Regions from separate parts of the Homo sapiens genome. Here all the other regions are linked to region 1. Evidence: chromatin contacts called from ENCODE Hi-C or POLR2A ChIA-PET data. All regions are on one chromosome and are shown on one strand. Each heading gives the region's core, a stretch centred on a gene start or an enhancer-like site at or near the end of the contact. The rest is flanking DNA. Distances are from core to core; before and after follow the strand shown.

Region 1 (2,760 bases), core at 194-2,693:
TTCCCCCTTAGTCCTTAACGACTAGGTTTCCTGCCTCCAGAATAAGCTGAAGTCCTCCAAGATGTACTGTGGTTTTCTCTAAGAAACTTAACACATTTTTCTTTCCCCAGATATCCCAGAAGAAACTGAAGAAACAAAAACTTATGGCACGGGAGTAAATTCAGCATTAAAATAAATGTAATTAAAAGGAAAAGAATGTTGGTTGTCTTTATTAGTGAACATATTTCAAGTGTCCTTACAAGATGGATCAAATGAGGATTTTTTAGGATTAGAACTAGAAACACAAGATTGTTTACCCTGCACCATTAAAAACCATTTTCATGGCTGGGCACAGTGGCTCATTTCTGTAGTCCCAGCACTTTGGGAGGTGGAGGCTGACTGCTTAAGCCCAGCCAGGGCAACATGTCAGAACCCTGTCTGTTAAAAAAAAGTAAGTGTGGTGTCACTTGCATGTAGTCCCAGCTAATTGGGGGGCTGAGGTGGGAGGCTGCAGTGAGCACTACTGCACCCCAGCGTGGGCAAGACAGAACAAGACCCTGTCTCAAAAAAAGTTTCATTATCCCAAAAGGAATTTGCAGTGGTTTTCTTTGCAGAACAATCCAGTATGTGAATATACCAGTTGATCATCCCCAGTTGGAAATGGCTCCATTGAGCATTGCCTTTGAGTATGATAACAGCACTCAGGCTCAGGTTTTGAAGCTTTTTAGGTTGATGCTCAACCTGTATCATTTCGTCAATTGATAAAGGGGTTTTGTTTTTGCTATTAGGAACGATGGTACTGTGAACGTTTGTGTGCAGATTTTTGTGTTTTCATTTATTGAGTATATACTAGAGTGGAATTGCTAGATCATAAGGTTACCTGAGTAAACATCTGAGGAACTTCCAAATATTTCCAAAAAGGCTGCACGCTACATTTCCACCAACGGTTTATGAGGGTCCCAGTTTTCACACAACTTCGCCAACACGTACTGACATCCTAGCGAGCGTCAGTACTTTTCGTTTATAAAGTGATGTAACTGCTTCTTTTAAGCAACTGACGTTTGTAAAGTTGGCCTTAATGTTAGTTTGCTCTGCCCTTGAATTTAAGAAACCAGCAAAACTAATAGCTTATCCACAGTTGCCTCAACGGCCTAGCTGCCACCTTCCGTGTGGGTGCCGCGCCGTTTGCACAGGCATCATCCTTTACCGAGATCCTGCGTTCTGGGTCTGGGTGTAGTCAGGTCAGGCTTTCTTCCCGCAGCGAAGCTTTTAGTTGGGCATCTGGGACGCGCAGGACTTTCGCGCTACCTGCAGGCCGCAGAGCCGGAAGCCTCGCCGCGCCCCTTGGGCAACACTGCTGCGTGCTGTGCGACCCCGGGTTGACGCAAGCGCGCCTTTGTCGTCCCCGTTGAAGGCGCCCATTGGCTCGGCTGCGGATCGTCCCTCCCTCCGGAAGTGCGGACATTGTCAGCTGCGTTTCCGCGGTCGCGGGTGAGTGTGCCCGGGCTAGCGGCCTGGGTTGGGCTTTGTAGCTGCTCCGCAGGCCCAGCCCGGGCCGCGCTCGCAGAGTCCTAGGCGGTGCGCGGCCTCCTGCCTCCTCCCTCCTCGGCGGTCGCGGCCCGCCGGCCTCCGCGGTGCCTGCCTTCGCTCTCAGGGTACCTTCCTTCCGCGAGCGCGCTCCTCCGCCCTCCGCCCCGCCCTCCCCTCCCCTCTGTCTGTATTCTTTGTCCACCACCGGCGCCCTCGGAGCTTGCATTTGCCTCTCCGATACTTTATATTGATTTTGTTCTTTTCCGTGGCCAAGTATCGGTTTCACATCCTTTCTATGACCTTCACCGTTAGGCCTCTGTTCTCGTCTCTTTTCAATCATTGTCATTGACTCAACCTGTCCCCGCTCCCTCTGTCTCCACTAAGATGACATGCTCAACTGGATGACTTGGAGGAAGGTGACTTTCCCTGTTATGCCTTCCCTATTTCGGATGGAGCCTCAGACTTTAACTGTCTACTCTGTTGTCTGGACTTAAGTTGAGTGAAAGAAGATTCCTCTGCAACAGCTTTAATCCGTTTTGCTCGCTTTGTTGGCTTGGAGCGAATAATTAAAATAATAATATCTCGTAGCCACCTTCTAGACTTTTCTGACCCAGTTTCCATATGTGTGAAGTAAAATATCTTACCGAAGTATTATTATGAAGATTAAAAGATAAGATACAAATAGGCTTCATTCCGAAGAGAGCTAAAAAGTCTCTTAAAAGCCGTAATTGTGGCGTAAGTGATTAGTAGTATTTGTCCTCGAGAGTTTATGTACATCGTACTGTGTGCGAACTTACTTAAAACACAATTGCAGAAGTAAAAATGAATCTTTATGATGGAGGGCCTGTCAGTCACTAAACTAGTACTGGTAGCATTGTCAGTTGTTTTGAAGGGGTTTCGTTGGTTTGGAAAGTTTGGTAAAAGTTTGGTAAAAACATGACCATTGTGTTTTTGGAAGAGGAAAAGGCAAGAGCATTGAGGAAAACCAGAACTGGAAATAATGGTCTTAGAAGCTCTAGTTACCAGTTACCTCTGTGAGAACTTTGGACAGGTTACAACTTTTGGATTTTTTTTTTTTTTTAATCTTGAGACAGGGTCTGCCTCTGTGGCCCAGGCTGGAGTCCAGTGGGCCATCATAGCTCACGGCAGTTTCGGCTTTCCTGGGCGCAAGCGGTTCTCTCCTTCCTCAGCTCCCCAAATACCTGGGACTACAGGCGCGTGCCATCACACCTTGCTAATTATTTAAAAAAA
Region 2 (2,760 bases), core at 93-2,592, 870 kb before region 1:
ACTTATCTTTGCATTGAGGAGATATTGTTTTTAAAAATCATGAGCTCTAAAGGAAAGGTTTTTGTGTTCAATACACTCTGTAAGAAATGAATAAGAATGTTCAGATAATCTTTATGTAGGTCCTTAAGAGTTAAGCTTTGAGTAGAGAGGCTGTTTCTTGATGATGCCAAAAGGATGAAGTATTACCATAAAGCAGAACACGTTATCTCTGAGTGCTATCAATAAAGCTCCATCCAAATCATAGCTTACTTAGAATGCTGAATATTTGTCATCTTCCTCAAACGTGAGAAAACAGATTTTGGCTTTATTGTAATGCTGGCTGGAAGGTTTACTTGCCACATGGCCACAAGGTGGCAGGGCAGTGCCATTCTTCTGGAAGCCACCAGAAAAACGCAGCTAGGACTACGTGGCCACAGGTAGGAAGTCAGCAGTGCTCTTCAAGTTTATGAAGTTGAACTTTCGCTCTCTTTTTAAGCACTCCCTTTTTCTGAAAATCAAAGTAGCACATGTTTTTAATTGAAAATGTTATCCTGGGCAACATAGTGAGACCCTGACTTTATAAAAAATTTAAAAATTAGCCAGCTGTGGTGGTACACACCTGTAATCCCAGCTACTCAGGAGGCTGAGGCACGAGAATCACTTGAACCCAGGAGGTGGAGGCTGCAGTGAGTAGAGATTGTGCTGCTGCACTCCAGCCTGAGTGACAAAGAGAGACCCTGTCTCAAACACACACACACACACACACACACACACACACACACACAGAAAAATATAAAGAATAAAACAAAAAATTCATTATCCCACCACTCAGAAACAAACATGGGATGTGTAGACCATTCCCAGCCTTCTCTGCCAATGCCACCTGCTTAGGATACCCCTCTCTCACCTGCTCTGCAACACCCCTCCTGCCTTATCTCTCTCACTTCCTCACTCTGCCTAACGTGCCTCTCCCCATCTTTCTTCTTAACACTCACTACTATTTCACAGCAGTTGTCACTGCCTCCTCTGCTAGTCCGTGAGCACCATGTGGGCAGATAGCTTGTCCTGTCAACCCCTACCACCAGGAGCAGCAGTCCCAGGATGTCAACCCACTGCATTGCAGAACTGTCTATTTCTCCCTTCAAGTCTGTCATTTTTTTGGCTTCATACATTTTGGAGTTCTGTTGTTTGGTGCATGTCTCAGTCCCTTTTGTGTTGCTATAAAAGAATACCTGAGACTGGGTAATTTATAAAGAAAAGAGTTTTATTTAGCTCATGGTTCTGCAGGCTGAGGATCTCAATGGCATGACCCTGGCTCTGGCAAGGGCTTCTGTGCTGAGTCACAACATGACAGAGAAGGGCAAAGAGGAAGCAGACGTGTGAAGAAAGAGAAACATGAGGGGTGACCTGGCTTTGTAACAACCACACTTGTAGAAACTAATCAATTCCTGTGAGAACTAATCCAGATCCAGTCTTAAAATAGGAAGAACTCACTGACTATCTTGAGAACAGCACCAAGCCATTCATGAGGGATCTGCCCTTATGACCCAAACACTTCCCACTAGGCCCCACCTCCCAACACTACCACATTGGGAATCAAGTTTCAACACGAGCTTTGGCAGGAACAACAACAACAGCAAAACCATGCCCAAATCATAGCAGTGCATATATGTTTATTATTGTTACATCTTCTTGATAAATTGACCCTTTATCAATGAATAGTGAATTTGCTTGTCTTTTGTAATTTTAACTTCATGTCTATTTCATCTGATATTAGTGTAGTTATACCAGCTCTGTTTTGGCAACTATTTGTGTGGAATATCATTTTCTGTCTGTTTATTTTCAGCCTATTTGTATCTTTGGACCTAAAGTTAGTCTCTTGTGGGCAGACAACATGCTTTTATTTTTTAATCCATCCTGCCAGTTTTTGTCTTTTAACTGGTGAGTTTCAGTTATTTATATTTAAAGTGATTACTGATAAGGAAAGATTTACTTTTGCTACTTTGCTCTTAGTTTTATATATTTGTTATGTTTTCCCCCCAATTCTTTCAATATTGCTTTCTTGTTTAATTGATTTTTTTCTAATACAAAGTTTGGATTTCCTCCTAATTTTCTTTTCTGAATATTTAAAAATTATTTTCTTAGGAGCTGCCATGTACTTTCAATTAACATCCTAACTTTTTTTTAAAATAATCAATAGTTATCTCTCTGTATCTATGGAAGGTTGGTTCCAGGACCTCCCTTGGACCCCAAATCCTCAGATGCTCAAGTCTATATATAAGATGGTGTAGTATTTGCATATAATGTACACACATCTTCCTGTATACTTTAAACCATCTCTAGATTACTTACAATGCCTAATAAAATGTAAATGTTATATGAATAGCGGTTATGCTGTACTATTTTTCAAATCCATATGATTTCTAGTCATATTATCTGTGTTGATTTTTTTCAAATATTTTTGACCTTTGGTTGGTCAAATCCTCAGGTACAGAATGTGCAGGTACTGAGAAATAATTACAATTATTATCATTATGAAGAAATTTCAATACTGTAATTGAAATTTGTATCAGGTTAGCTTTAATAATATACAAAAACTCTGCTCCTATACAGCTGTCTCTTCCTAAATTACATCTTTATACATTGTCTCCCATTAACACATATTTATAATAATTTTATGCATTTGTCTTTTAAATTATATATGAAACAAAAAGAAAATTTACAAGGCAAAAACATAATAGTGGCTTTTGTATTTACCAATGTAGTTACCTTTACCAGAGT
Region 3 (2,760 bases), core at 151-2,650, 830 kb before region 1:
TATGACTACTCCAAAGTCACTATGCTGTGATGAAGTCCAATCTACATTGAGAGGCCATATGTAACTCTTGTCATTGACAGCACACACTTTACTGTGTCATTAAAGCACACACTTTACTGGTCATTATAGCACAGGGACCAGACATAAGTGGAGAAGCAACTAGGTGATTCAGGCCTAAGCCATAGGAGTCATGCCCAGCAATTTGTCTTCCCAGATGAAACTTCAGATTTCCAGTGATTTTAGCACTGTTGTCAAAAATCAATTGACCGTAGATGTATGGGTTTATTTCTGGACTCTCAATTTATTCCATTAATCTATATGTCCAGCCTGATGCCATTACCACACTGTTTTGATACATACAGCTTTTTTTTTTTTTTTTTTTTTGAGACAGAGTCTCATTCTGTTGCCCCGGCTGGAGTGGAGTGGTGCGATCTTGGCTCACTACAGTATCCACCTCCCAGGTTCAAGTGATTCTCCTGCCTCAGCCTCCTGAGTAGCTGGGATTACAGGCACCCGCCATCACACTCAGTAGTTTTTTCTATTTTTAGTAGAGATGGGGTTTCACCATGTTGGCCAGGCTGGTCTTGAACTCCTGACCTCAGGTGATCTGCCCACCTCGTCCTCCCAAAGTGCTGGGATTACAGGCATGAGCCACCACACCCGGCCTGCTAGTACTCTTTTTCTGAGTACTCTTTTCCTCTGCCTTCATGAAAATATCTTTCACATCACTAAAAACAAGGCTGTACTCAGGTTTGTATATAAAAGTATTTTCAAATTAATTAATTAATTGAAACATTTATCAAGTGTTGCATCAATTTACTTAATCTTGAGGGTAATTAATTGCTTGAAAGGAATTATGATGTCTAATGTTTGCATAAAGTCTCTCATTATAGGATCTATTCTTGTTATATAATCAGACCCAGCTAAAGAGAAAGAAGGCAATTATCTCAGAAACTCTGCAGGAAACTTATTAAATGGGCTCATACCAATGAGGCAGGGAACTTAACTTCTGTCTTTTGACAATTTCAATGTACCACACAATTTTAATATTGAGACTACAACAGTGAAACGAATAAACTTGTGAAGAAATAAAGCCACCTGTGGGAACAGATATTTCACAAGGTGCAGCAAAAACTGCCTTAAATGAACAAGCAAATGTTGTTGGTACATGTTCTTCTAGAATAATGACATATACCTAAGTGTGAAAAGGCAATGCTGCAGCAAAAATTTGTGTTTCTCTAGTGTTCCTTCCATTCAGGTAATATAGGGGGAGGAGAGAAGGCTTGCTATGATTAGTTGACTCTATTCTTGCCTAACTGCTTAACACAGTATCTCCGTGTGGTGTCCTTGCTTGAGTACACATGTGTGGTTTCCTCCTGCCAATTTCTGAAAGCATTTGTAAGGTTTCAGTAACCTAGCCCTTAATGTACGAAAAATAATGACCAATTACTTACTGAGCTCCACTGAATAAGTCTACTTATTGCAGACTAAGTGTCTACATTCCTTGTCTCTAATTCTGTCATCAATCTTATAAGACAGAGATTCACCCCATATTACAGATGGGGAAACTGAGGTTCAGAAATGTTGCATTATCAGACCAAGGTTCCACATCTGACAAATGGTAAAGTCAGAATTTGAATGGAGGAGTCAGTTTCCCTGGCTCCAGTGCTTGTGTTTCATCTGTGACGTCATGATGCTGCCGCCCAGCTGCACTCCCAGACATCCCCTCGTTTCACAGACTTTTAATGACTCTCAAATAGTCACTCTTAATTTGAATCTTTTCTGTTCATTCTAGATCTTTAATAATTCTGACTTTGAAAAAAGATTAGGTAAATACACAGCTGCACCACACTTGTCCACCATCTGGAAAAAAAATGCCATGCTCTGAGAAATTTTAACGTAAGATTCTTAACACAGAAACACAATTTAATTGACATAATGAACTTCAAGAATAAAAAGATATTTGTGCAAGCTTTAAAGCAAGAAAGAAAAAATATCATGCACAATAGAAAAATCAGGCTAGTCAAAAATTTCTTCACAGCAATATTTCTGCTCAATATTTTACTTGAAAGACTTCAAACTTGCAGAAAAATGGAATACTGCTACTACATAGAACACCAAGATTTACCAACTAATATTTTCCTCATTTGTTTATCTCTATCTATGTATGGATTAATCACTTTTTTATTTTTGTATTCTCATTTTCTTTGAAAATTTTGTTCTCAACCATTTGAAGTTAGGATGCAAATATCACAACACTTCACATTTTTGTTGAAATGTTTCTACTTATGGGAAGATGAAATGTCCAACCCAAACAATGAATGAAAGATATCTTAAATTCTGACTACCTATAATGTGAGCTGGATGCCAGAGAGGCTCAGAGGTAATTGGAAATTAGAGCATTGGCCTCTTATTTAAACAATATAGGTGAATCAATGTAGGAGCTTTATGGTAGGAAATTTCTCCAATATTTAGTAATAAGAGATTTATAAGACTTGAAAGCATGAGTTAATCTATTTGAAGAAAAAGGAGTACATATCTCAGTCAGAATTCCAGCAAAATGTGCAGATAGTATTTAGGGAAAGCAATAAGCAATAGTAGGTTCCCTACAGTTTGCAACACCAGGGAACTATTACTACATCTAGCCTGGAAGGCAATGTTTATGGAAACCTATTGAGAACAGCTGTATGGGAGAGGGCCATCTGAGAGGAGCTGTGAAATTTGCTAGGGTACTTGGTAACCCATAGAGAATCGACAGGG
Region 4 (2,760 bases), core at 123-2,622, 660 kb after region 1:
TCTACCCAAGGGCCAGAGAGGGTAAGCTGCAGAAGACTGTCTGCCTCCGAAACCCACCTTCTTCCCCTAGCATTCCCCTCCTCTTCCTGGCTACAAGAGAAGGCTGATCCTGGAGGTTCTTTCTCAAAAGGCCTGGCCCCGCCCACACTCTGACCTACAGTTCAGTGCTGGCGGCAATGAGAGCAGAGCCATCAAGAAGGAGCTGGAGCCTGGCTTGGTCTTGAGGTGGACAGAAGGGAGGAGAAAAGTTAGTTCCCTAAACATCATTCACATCTGAAGGCAAGAATGGCAGCAGGTGGATATCATCAATGCTAATTTGAGCTACAGGTCCTGAGAGCTGGAGTCGGTTGGAGAAAGATCCACAGGGGTCCTGGAGAGCTGTGTGTGCTTTATTCACCCTCGGCTCTTAGTGCAGGGCACCGTTTGCTCCTCCTCTCCCCAGGAGACAGCAGCTCTGTGAGGACAGGGACCCCAGCGTGCTTATGCCCAGGGCCTAGCAGTGGGTCCAGCACTCGGCACCCCAACTGCTAGATGGAGGGCACCTGTGCTGGAGCACGGAGGCTGGGCAAGGCGGGGGCCCACTCTGGGAAGCACGGAGGTCGGGGGGCTCTGCAGACGTCTGCAGAGTTGCCTGGATCCTCCCTTAAGGTGGGAAACAGGCAGGCTTATATTTTGACTTCTGAGTTACCTGGAGTAACTGATGGCCATTTTTTGCACCCCCAGTGCCCGGTTTATGATCTCTGAAATGTGTAAGTCACTGTCCCTCCCTCCCAACCAGTCCTCCCAACCAGACCTGCACTCAGAAAGTCCCCCAGCCTGGCTCCCCTAGTGTTTGCTGCCATCCACCTGCTGGGAAACTGCTAAGGGACGGTGAGGGTGTGTGAGCAGGAGGGCATCCTACTGTGTGATTTTAACCCCAAAGGATTACCCCAAAGGATTTAAAAATCTAGACGGATGCTTGTGCCTGTGTACATATACATCTTGTACCCACAACTCTGGCAAGGTACGATTCTATCCTCCCCAGTCCCGTCCATTAAACAGCTCAGAAAAAATAATCTGCACCCCCTCCCTCCTCCAAGCCTTCAGCAGCTGCCGGTCCCCTCCCACCTTCAGCTCAGCTCTGCAGATAGCAGGGGCCTCTTGAAGTTCAGACATTAATTACCCAGTCAGAAGATTTTTCAAAATTACAAGGCATGGCCCCAGGAGATAAGAGGGAGGAGGAGGAGCAGGCGGGGGAAGGAGATGGGAGGGCAAGCCGTCCAGGGCTGCGAAGGCGGGGCTGGGGGCTGGGAAGGTGCCCCTCCCCTGGGGAGAGTCCCCCTACTGCCCTCACTGCCCCCACTCGCCAGGCTTGTGCCCTCTGCAGGGAACGCAGAGAACAGGGATTTATAGCTCGTGCTGGGCCCATGCCCGAGGGTGCGTCTGTGGGGAGAGAAAGGGCTGGGGACAGGGATGTAGGACTTTTCTTGTTGGTCCTGAGCAGAAAAGTTTTGACATCACCATCTCTTACCTCCCTACCTAAGCCTTAAAGTAGAATTCCGGCTGGAAAATGGTTTTGTGAATTTAAATTGTTTTCAAGCAAGGGGAGATAGGCGAAATCATTCTCTCTCCCTAATTAGGAGGATGGATGGAGCTGAGGACTCCCCGGGAGGGAACTGGAAGGAAGATTTCACTGGGGGTCAGCAGGGCAGCTCAATCTATGAAAAAATGCCAAATAGTTGATGTTTATTAGGAAAAACTGCTCCCTGCTATATACCCTTCATAAGGCTAGTTAATTCCCCCGTGAGCACATGCATTCTGAATCTCTGTATTTCAGAGAAAATACCCAAAGCTTGCACCCACACCACCTTCCAAAACAGGATTAAAGAGATGTCCTCCTGAGCCATGTTGAGATTGGTTTAGAAATCTCTTGAGTTTTAAGACTGTTTAAAAACGGTTCTGGCTTGGAGACTGGTTTCCCTTTGGAAACCAGTGTCTGGTGGAAGCTGGTATTTTTATAACTCTAGGCTCTCTATCAGATCCTGTGTTACCATGGTTGCTAAGGGGAACACTGGCTTCAAATTTCACATTTCAGTTTGCAGAGTCTGGCTAAGGAAGCAGAACAGTCAAAGGGTGGGGGCTGGGGAGAGGGTCGGGAGTGGAGGTGGGGTGGGTGGGAGACTCCAGTTCTATCTTGAGGAGGTCAAGGATCCAGGCAGCTTCAGATGGGGCCGCTTCCGTGTGTTTATGTGTGTATGTTTGGGGCGTGGGGGTCTGGGTAGGTCGGCGTCACCCCGCTGAGTTAACTTCACTGTGTGTGCTGAGCGGAAGAGGGGAACGAAAGCTCTGGAGGGGACAAAGCGGGTGGGAAGTTATTTCGGCGGAGGTTACAGGAATGGTCGCTTAAGCTGGGGTATTCATAGCAGCAGCTGCTGGCCCTGCAGGGACTCCGATGCTAAGCCAGTGCCCAGGGGCTGGGTACCTGGCCCTAGGAAGGCTACATTCTCAGAGGAACATTCCAGGCGGGGTCTGTGCCTAAGATTAGGGCTGGAATAAACTGTTCATGCAGAAAGGTTCTCCTGATTTTTCAAGCTGCATTCTAGCCCTTCACTTCCTGCTAAGTCTTTTTGTTTGACCGTTACAGTCAGAACAAATTTAAAGGCAATCAGGAGCTGGGGAGTTGCTCTCTGCCGGGATGCCCTTTGAGGTGGCTCTCCTGCCTCCTCGCCTCTTCCTCCATCTGGGCTCCCACCTTCCCTCTCCTGCCCACGCTTTATTTGG

Evidence for each region. Hi-C counts contacts between places; a loop is a spot of excess contacts on that map. ChIA-PET counts read pairs that join two places held with the same protein, here RNA polymerase II (POLR2A). Pooled maps may share reads with other maps.
Region 2: a loop to region 1 is called in a pooled map, with 4 times the contacts of the local background. The contact joins the enhancer-like site here to the promoter of C18orf32 in region 1. A Hi-C loop is called at or near these places in 1 of 168 maps with a recorded cell type or tissue (naive thymus-derived CD4-positive, alpha-beta T cell), 3 of 37 single-sample maps with no recorded cell type and 7 of 50 pooled maps. POLR2A ChIA-PET finds 5 or more read pairs at or near these places in 1 of 52 experiments (naive thymus-derived CD4-positive, alpha-beta T cell).
Region 3: a pooled map shows a loop between it and region 1 (4-fold over the local background). The contact joins the enhancer-like site here to the promoter of C18orf32 in region 1. A Hi-C loop is called at or near these places in 2 of 168 maps with a recorded cell type or tissue (CD8-positive, alpha-beta T cell and naive thymus-derived CD4-positive, alpha-beta T cell) and 11 of 50 pooled maps. POLR2A ChIA-PET finds 5 or more read pairs at or near these places in 1 of 52 experiments (T-cell).
Region 4: a loop to region 1 is called in a pooled map, with 2.8 times the contacts of the local background. The contact joins the enhancer-like site here to the promoter of C18orf32 in region 1. A Hi-C loop is called at or near these places in 7 of 50 pooled maps. POLR2A ChIA-PET finds 5 or more read pairs at or near these places in 4 of 52 experiments (HEK293, HepG2, PC-9 and 1 more).

Annotation. Positions count from the first base shown.
Region 1 is chr18:49,485,917-49,488,676 of GRCh38, reverse strand. It overlaps C18orf32 (chromosome 18 open reading frame 32), which reads left to right and starts at 1,443. Exons shown (of 3, transcript NM_001035005.4): 1 at 1,443-1,634. The region is part of intron 5 of RPL17-C18orf32 (RPL17-C18orf32 readthrough); the gene reads left to right. RPL17 (ribosomal protein L17) reads left to right here. Exons shown (of 7, transcript NM_001035006.5): 7 at 111-196. The coding sequence ends at 158. It overlaps MIR1539 (microRNA 1539), which reads right to left and starts at 1,304; the gene lies at 1,255-1,304. RefSeq lists an enhancer at 1,385-1,544 and a silencer at 1,585-1,714.
Region 2 is chr18:50,355,018-50,357,777 of GRCh38, reverse strand. It overlaps LOC105372114 (a long non-coding RNA gene), which reads left to right. Exons shown (of 3, transcript XR_935466.3): 2 at 1,826-1,920. Among named protein-coding and RNA genes, the nearest start is that of SKA1, 19 kb to the left of the region's middle. Within about 2 kb of position 1,342, at least 4 of the 41 ENCODE cell types and tissues checked have a DNase peak (open chromatin) inside an H3K27ac peak, as active enhancers do.
Region 3 is chr18:50,314,216-50,316,975 of GRCh38, reverse strand. No RefSeq gene overlaps it. Among named protein-coding and RNA genes, the nearest start is that of CXXC1, 28 kb to the right of the region's middle. Within about 2 kb of position 1,400, at least 3 of the 41 ENCODE cell types and tissues checked have a DNase peak (open chromatin) inside an H3K27ac peak, as active enhancers do.
Region 4 is chr18:48,827,388-48,830,147 of GRCh38, reverse strand. The region is part of intron 10 of CTIF (cap binding complex dependent translation initiation factor); the gene reads right to left. CTIF-AS1 (CTIF antisense RNA 1) reads left to right here. Exons shown (of 3, transcript XR_935449.3): 3 at 1-2,760. Among named protein-coding and RNA genes, the nearest start is that of CTIF-AS1, 13 kb to the left of the region's middle. Within about 2 kb of position 1,372, at least 11 of the 41 ENCODE cell types and tissues checked have a DNase peak (open chromatin) inside an H3K27ac peak, as active enhancers do.